2 separate regions of the Homo sapiens genome follow, and region 2 is linked to region 1. Evidence: read pairs that join two places in POLR2A ChIA-PET (ENCODE). Cell type or tissue: Caco-2. All regions are shown on one strand.

Evidence for each region. ChIA-PET counts read pairs that join two places held together with the same protein. Peaks named below come from ENCODE experiments on the same cell type or tissue, not always from the same donor. Only the 100,000 strongest peaks of a DNase experiment are listed, where the experiment ranks them.
Region 2: POLR2A ChIA-PET joins it to region 1 with 6 read pairs; 8 of 35 experiments call an interaction of 5 or more read pairs at or near these places.

What each region holds. Positions count from the first base shown.
Region 1 is chr21:43,645,045-43,649,044 of GRCh38, reverse strand. All of the region lies in intron 3 of HSF2BP (heat shock transcription factor 2 binding protein), which reads left to right. Among named protein-coding and RNA genes, the nearest start is that of HSF2BP, 12 kb to the left of the region's middle. In Caco-2, CTCF peaks have their summits at 2,197 (motif pointing right) and 3,284; DNase peaks (open chromatin) are centred at 2,244 and 3,334.
Region 2 is chr21:43,736,147-43,740,146 of GRCh38, reverse strand. The region is part of intron 2 of PDXK (pyridoxal kinase); the gene reads right to left. LOC105372824 (a long non-coding RNA gene) reads right to left here and starts at 3,147. Exons shown (of 1, transcript XR_005647074.1): 1 at 2,050-3,147. RefSeq lists enhancers at 1-524, 2,456-2,955. In Caco-2, no CTCF peak of the experiment used is centred here; a DNase peak (open chromatin) is centred at 1,585.

The sequences.
Region 1 (4,000 bases):
ATGATGAGCAAATGAGGCAAACAAAATGTTAATAGTAGGTAAGTCTGGGTAAAGAGAGATAACAGGAATTTTTTTTGGCATTAGTTTTTGTGAATTTGAAATTACTTCCAAATAAAAATTGTAAATAACATTGTAAAATGGAGATATTAATTGAATGTTTATGGGACTGTAGTTGTTCCCCAGGTACTCTTAGATTCTTAGCAGTAGGATTTGAAAACCACTGCGCTATGTGATTTCTAAAGTGTAGGATATTTTGAGATTAATTTCCTGAGAGTTTGATACGGGGTACCCCCATTTCAGTTCTGGGAAGAATTATTTGTAGTCTGTAGAAATAAGAACTTGAGAAATATCCATGAAGAGTAGAACCAAAGAGTCAGCACCAAAAAAGGATTATTACTTTGACTCGGAGTTTATTGTGGCCCAGATAAAAGAACATGAAGAGTGTGTCACATCCATATCCTGGCAGGGAACAAAAGGAGTAAACGGAGTAAAGTGAAGAGATTAAAGTGTGATCAGGGTTGGGGGAACCAGTGCCTGGAGAAAGAAGCATCCGGGAACTAACGAGTGGAGCGCCATTGCCTCCCCTGGGCTGAAGGAGCAGAAGGGAGAGAGGTACCAGACGTGGCGAGAGGCGTTGCTCCAGACAAGATGCTTGACAGCACCTGGGACCTCACCCAGGAGGATGAAGCCCAGCAGGGAGGATGGAGTGGGGAGACATGTCCCATCCTTGGTCATCTTCTCTAGTCCTCCAGTTTCCTGCGGGGCTGCTATTGCATCCAACAGGAAGCCATAGGACGAGGGAGCCTTGTTACTGTGGGTCTTCACATCTGCCTCTTGGGGCACAGATCAGGGTGGAGATTGTCCAGAACATAGGAAAGTAGAGGGAAAAAAAACACTTGGGGAGCTTATGGACAGAGAAGGTGGCAAGGTGGTCAAGATGGAGGCGGAAGAGGTGTGTGGTGTTTTAATATCACCCGTGACCGCTCTGCTGTTCATGTCATATATGTGTGTCAGTGAATGAAAAGCAAAATTCCCTGACTCTGGTTTGGGAAATCAACAGAATTAATTTGAGTTCAGCAAGATTGATTTTAGTTTTTTTTTTTTTTTTTTTTTTTTGAGATGAAGTCTTGCTCTGTCGCCCAGGCTGGAGCGCACTGGCGTGATCTTGGCTCACTGCAACTTCCGCCTCCCAGGTTCAAGCAGTCCTCATACCTCAGCCTCCCGAGTAGCTGGGACTATGGGCGTGTACCACCACGCTGGGCTAATTTTTGTATTTTTAGTAGAGATGGGGTTTTGCCATGTTGTCTAGGCTGCTCTTGAACTCCTGACCTCACATACCAGGTGATAAAGAAATGGTAAGATAAATTGACGCCGTTTGTGCAGTTTTCTTTGATTAGTGTTTTAGAAACCCTTATTTTCCTTTCTAGCTTTCTGTACCCTCCCTGTGAATAAATTGAGCATCAAGAGACACAGCCATTCTCATGTTATTAGACCTGTATTAAGAAAGGATTATGGACTGCGTGCAGCAGCTCACGCCTGTAATCCCAGCACTTTGGGAGGCCAAGATGGGCAGATCACTTGAGGTCAGGAGTTCAAGACCAGCCTGGCCAACATAGTGAAACCCCATCTCTACTAAAAATACAAAAATTAGCCAGGCGTGGTTGGTGGCAGGCGCCTGTAGTCCCAGCTACTCGGGAGGCTGAGTTAAGAGGATCACTTGAACCTGGGAGGCGTTGGTTGCAGTGAGCTGAGATCGTGCCACTGCACTGACAGAGAGACACCGTCTCGGGGAAAAAAAAAATTGTTGTTTCAGAAGATACATAGATGTTTAAATGGTCTATGATTTAGGTTGTTTGTAATATTCACTGTTCATATTATTTCTGTCTCTGGGCTTAAAAAAATATAAAAGTAATATATTCTTATTGTATGAGAATGAGACATACAGATAAAGTAGCCATGTGTTTTTCTTGGTTCAAAGATTAGCAGAAGGAATGTATAAAGAAGTGAAATAAATTTATGTGACAAATATTTATGTATTGCCTACTATATTCCATATAGACATTTGGAGGGTGGGCATAGAAGAAAACCTATGCAAATCCCTGCCTTCAGGGTGCTTTTAGGTAGCATGCATGCAGTGGGGCCAAGTTGAAAATGCAAGGTCAGGGTTCTGTTCCGAGGCAGCAGCAATGCTCCCATCTGGCCACAAGGTGGCGGCCTCATACAGCAGAAGGGCACTTGTCACCTCCCCAGGAGCCTGGCGTAGATGGGTGTGGCCTCCCTGATGACTGACTGGAATTCTATGAGATTGCCTATCGTAGAGTGGGATGTTTTAACCCTGTCCCTTTGGTATGTTAACTTACACTAGGGTTGCATACAGCTGTCTGGAACAAGTGATTATGAAATTACCGTAATGCAAGAGAGCCGTTTTGGGTGGTCAAAGTTAATTCCCACAGGTTTTTACACATGATAAGGCTTGTAGAGATTTCCTGTCTCTTTTACCATGTTTGAGTAATATACCGTTTAATAGTAGAAGCCAAATTTAACAGTTAAATGCAAAGAAAAAATTTTAAATCACAAATTTCATCTCAGTTTTTCAGTTTGTTCATTTTTGTCTGTGACCATAGGTGGTATTTCATATGATTGTAGTGTGTATGTGTATAAATAATGTATTTCCATTTAACTTTGTTACAAATAATGCAAGTATGTAGTTTTTAAAGCATAGTGCTTCCTAGTTGATTTTTTGGCTGGGATTAGGATAAAATCAAGAATTCCAGTGAAAGTCATTGTGGCACAATATTTCTTAAAAGAGCAGAAAATGAAACTGTGATTTGAGGGAGAGGAAATAGTCCAAAGGCACTCTGCTCTATTTCTGAGAACCACTTTTTTTTTTTTTTTTTTAAGAGATGGGAGTCTTACCCTGGCTGGTCTCGAACTCCTGGCCTCAAGTGATCCTCCCACCTCAGCTTTCCAAAGTGCTGTAATTACACAGGCATAAGCCACCGAGCCGGGCCCCTAAGAAACGCATTTTATGAGAAGCTTTGCCAGCCAATTTTATGATGTTTAGCTGGTCTGAATATTTACTTTTAGGTTCTAATTTTTCTTCTAGGACGGGGTCTCTAGAAAATTTAGAGACTAGCTTGCTTTCTTCCTTCCTTTTTAACATTTCCTTTAGAGCTTTGGGGATACACGTGTGGTTCTAAGCAGTCCCCACAAGTGTCTTATTCTGGCTTCCTCTTGTCCTCTCAGACCCCTAGATTCGAAAGCCCTACCCGCTTCTCGTTTGTTTGCAGATAGTTGAGGAAGTGTCTGTGAGCTTTTTCTCCTCTAGGGTGGAGTAATGTTCCGTTTTCCAGGCGCCTGGCTCTTTGAGGCTTTCTCACTCATCGCAAGTGACAGTACAAGAATGAAACAGATAACCAGAGTTGCCTTGTGTTTTTCTCAGTTCAAGGATTAGGAGAGGGAATGTGTAAAGAAGTGAAATTCCTTCATGTGACAAATATTAGGTAGCTGCCTTCCATTACTCTCCATTTTTTTGCTTTTTCACATTCCTGTGGATGGGTTCCCTTGTTTGCTGTTGCTGGTCATGTGTTGCATGTTCATTTTATTTTATTGGTGATGAGAGACCAGGTTATCGCCCAGAAGTAGTTCTCAAAGTGTGGGTCCCAGACAGGCAGCATGAGTCTCATCTGGGAACTTGTTAGAAATGTAAATTCTCAGGCTCACCCCAGACGTTCCAAATTGGAAACTGTGGATGGAACCCAGCCGACTCTGTATTATCAAGTCCTCCAGGGATTCTGATGTACGCTAAAGTTTGAGAATCATTGTCCTAAAGCATCGCTACTTTAATCAAAGAAGTTAGACCATTAGCTCTTAGCACCCTCAAATCTTGGTATATGTTGGCATAAAAACTGATGATTTCCTAGCTTTTGAGATCAAACACTTAAAAATTTGTATTATATATTTGTTTTTTCGAGTGTCAGTATTTCTGCAACATAAAATT
Region 2 (4,000 bases), 91 kb before region 1:
TGCGGCATCTGGGGGGTGCACCTGGGGGCGCCTGCCCTGTACTCTGCCCGGGACACCAGAGTGTACGCACTGAGGGGTGGGTCTGCCAGAGACCAAGCCCCTGATGGACTCTGGGTTAACAGTCACTGGGGTCAGGAGGGGCAGGTGGTATCCACTGCGGGCGAGGTCAGTGCCTCACACAGCAGCCTGCCCCTCCGGTGGAGGGTGTGTCCTGAGGAGGCTTCTGCCAGGCTGGGGCGGGGTTTGGGGTAAGGGGTAGGAGGAGGGAGGTGAGCAATGGTCCCTCCTGGTCCTTTCTGCCCTCGGATTTTGATATCTTTCCAGGCAGGGTGGGACTCACCACTGCTGCACATGTGCTCCTTTCCTGGGGAGGTGACATGGCCTGGCTGTGTCCCCACCCAAATCTCATCTTGAATTGCAGTTCCCATAATCCCTACATGTTGTGGGAGGGACCTGGCAGGAGGTCATTCAATCATGGGGGTGGTTCCCCCATCTTGTTCTCATGATAGTGACTGAGTTCTCACAAAAGCTGATGGTTTCAAGGGGCTTTTAAAACCCTGGGCCCCTCAGTCTGCACTTCTCCTTCCTGCCGCCAATGTGAAGGAGGTGTTTGTTTCCCCTTCTGCCATAACTGTAAGTTTCCTGAGGCCTCCCCAGCTCTGCTGAACTGTGAGTCCATTAAACCTTTTTCCTTTACAAATGACCCAGTCTCAGGTATGTCTTTATTAGTGTTGGGGACCAGCCTCAACACCACCCATGGTGTATCCAACGTCCGGTAGTGACAAAGGAATGAGAAGAGACAGGTTAAGAGTTCATAAAGGTGGGGCCGGGTGCGGTGGCTCACGCCTGTAATCCCAGCAGTTTGGGAGGCTCAGGCAGGCAGATCACCTGAGGTCGGGAGTTCGAGACCAGCCTGGCCAACGTGGCAAAACCTCATCTCTACTAAAAAATACAAAAATTAGCTGGGCGTGGTGTGTGAGGTCAGGAGATCGAGACCAACCTGGTGAACACTGTGAAACCCCGTCCCTACTAAAAATACAAAAAAATTAGCCGGGCGTGGTTGCGGGTGCCTGTAGTCCCAGCTACTTGGGAGGCTAAGGCAGGAGAATGGCATGAACCCAGGGGGTGGAGCTTGCAGTGAGTGGAGATCGCGCCACTGCACTCCAGCCTGGGCAACAGAGTGAGACTCCGTCTCCAAAAAAAAAAAAAAAGAAAAAGAAAAGAGTTCATAAAGGTAGGAGCCAGGGGGCCAGTGGCAAAATGGAGGCTGCAAAAGGCACTGAGCTCTGGTCTCCACGCTATTTATTGAGTACAGTCACTTAGATCTGAGAAGCAGATATTCAGGGCGAAACAGTGAAAGGGAGGCAGTGCGTCACAGGCGTAATCTACAGCAATAGCGGTTTCAATGAATCTCCTTTGTGCTCAAACAGCGTATCTTTAACTTATCGGACAGGAGCTGGTGGGAGCGGGCTTAACCAGGAGCTCGTGTGTCTGTCCACAGTCCAGTGCTTCGAAGGAATGTCTTTCTCCTTGAACACGGTGTTTACAGATAAGACAGCAGGTCTCGCCCTGAGCATGCGAACATGATGGCAATTAGGAGGCTTTCCTCCTCAGAGGCCTCTTGTGGCTTTCCACAACTTATTGTCCCATATTTTCATGGCCAGTTTATACAGGCATTCCACAAGCCCTTTTCCCAACAATTAGCAGTGTGAGAACGGACTAATACAGGGTGCCATCGGGAAGGACTGCAGCCAGGCGGCTCCAATTCTCCTACTGTCCTGGGCACGGGGGTCCAAGGTCCAGGTGTCACCAGGGCTGGTTCCTGAGGCCTCTGCCCTGGGCTTGCAGACGGCATTGCCTCCCTGTTTCCTCATGGGGCTGTCCCTCTGTGTGTGTCTGTGTCCTCATCTCTTCTTCTTACAAGGACACCAAGCAGCTTGGATCAGGGCCCACCCAGAGCCCTGATGGCCTCTTTTAACCTGCTGACCTCTGTAGGGGCTCCATCTCCAAACCCAGTCCCACACTGAGGTGCTGGGGTTAAGGCTGCAACATGAGAATTTGGGGGGACGTAATTCAGCCATAACAGCCATGAGGAAGGGGAGACGTCCAGCACTTGGCCGGGTCTCAGACACAGGCCCCAGGCCCCTCTGAGGCCCAGCTTCCTATCGAAACAGAGGGCATGGTCTTGCACCTCTTGGTGGCCTCCTGCCCACTGTGGGATGTGGGATGGGCCCAGAGCCCACAAGAACCTTCTCCAACAGGGGAGGGCGCTTGGATCTTGTGTCCAACTCATTCCATTTACAGATGAAAAAGCACAGGCAAACAAGCGGTTCCTCGGGCGGCCCAAGGAGCCTGGCACTCCTGTCAGATCCCAGCCGGCCAGGGAGTCTGGCCCGGCCTGGCCCCTCGCTGGTGTCCGTCGGCAGGCTCCTGGCCCGGCCTGGCCCCTCGCTGGTGTCCGTCGGCAGGCTCCTGGCCCTGGCCTTCTCCAGCCCCGCAGCTCCTTGTGTTCACACCAGCTGCCCCTTCCCTGCAGCAGGGACCACCAAGCCCAGCAGCAGGGCACCTGTCCCATCCCCTCTGGCTCTACACTCCGAAAGCCAGGACAGCGCAACCCGTCCACCCGCTGACCTCCAGCTCCGCAGGCTCCTTCCCAGTGCCCTCAGTCCGGGAAGCTCAGACAGGGAGCTCCAGGAAATCCTCTCAAAGGGGCCACTGGGAATACTGGCCACAAGGTGGAGGCTCTGCCAAGCCCAGCTCACGGTGTGGAAAAATGAACGCACCTTGTGGTACGGCCTCAAGGAACGGGGGCCTGGCCGGGGGAAGGGGCAGAAGTGCGAGCAGCAGCCTCGAGGCGGCGAGGCCTGCGCCAGGTGGGCTCTGCAGGCACTTGGGGGATCGGCTTTCCCACCCCCCAGCCTGAAGGGCGTCAGGGAACCAACAACGCAGCTTGTGTGGAACACCCGTGTCCCTGCCGGGAGTCTGGCTTTGTGGCCCATCCCAGGCAGAAGCTGCCCACGTGACCACCCCAGTAACAACCCTGGGCAGGAGGTGGGCGTGCTGGTGCACAACTATAGTCCCAGCCACTCGGGAGGTGGAGGCAGAAAGATTGCTTCAGCCCAGGAGGTCAAGGCTGCAGTGAGCTGGTTGCGCCACTTCACGCCAGCCTGGGCGACAGAGACCGACCTTGTCTCTAAAAAAGAAAAAAGAAAAGACTGGGCGTGGAGTCTCACACCTGTAATCCCAGCACTTTGGGAGGCTGAGGGGGCAGGATCGCTTGAGCCCAAGGAGTTCAAGACCACCTTGGGCAACATAGTGAGACTCCGTCTCTATGAAAAATAGCAAAATTAGCTCGGTGTGGTGGTGCACACCTGTAGACCCAGCCACTTAAGAGGGTGAGGTGGGAGGATCTCTTGAGCTCAGGAAGTCAAGGCTGCAGTGAGTCATGACCGCAGGACTGCACTCCAGCCTGAATGACAGAGGGAGACCTTGTCTCACAAAAAAAAAAAAAAAAAAACAGAAAAAGGAAAAGGAAAACCCTGGGCAGAGTCGCGAATGAGCTCCCTGGCAGCATCATCCCAGCTCCCTGCCAAATCAGGCGCAGCCTGTGCAACCCCACCTTCAACTCCTAGGTGCTCACTGGAGAACTGAGACAAACGTTCATGGCAGCATGACCCCAACAGCCAAAAAGTGGAAACGGCCCGAGTGTCCGCACGGCTGCTTGTGGCTGGGCTCACGTGGCCGGTCACACAGGGCGTGAGCTGGTCCTGGGCACGCACGATGGGCCACGCAGCAGGAGGAACATGACAACGTGGCCCCTGAGACAGCCCGGGGAGCGCAGCCCTGGAACAAGGGTGCCCGGAGCAGAACAGCCCCTACAATGCGGGAGGCCCGTCGTGCATGCAGACATCTTTCTTTGTGCATAATCAGGACCAGTAAAATGCTTCCTGGAGGTGAGTTTGGTGAAAAATAAGCACCTCTAGCCCTTAGACAGAGGGTA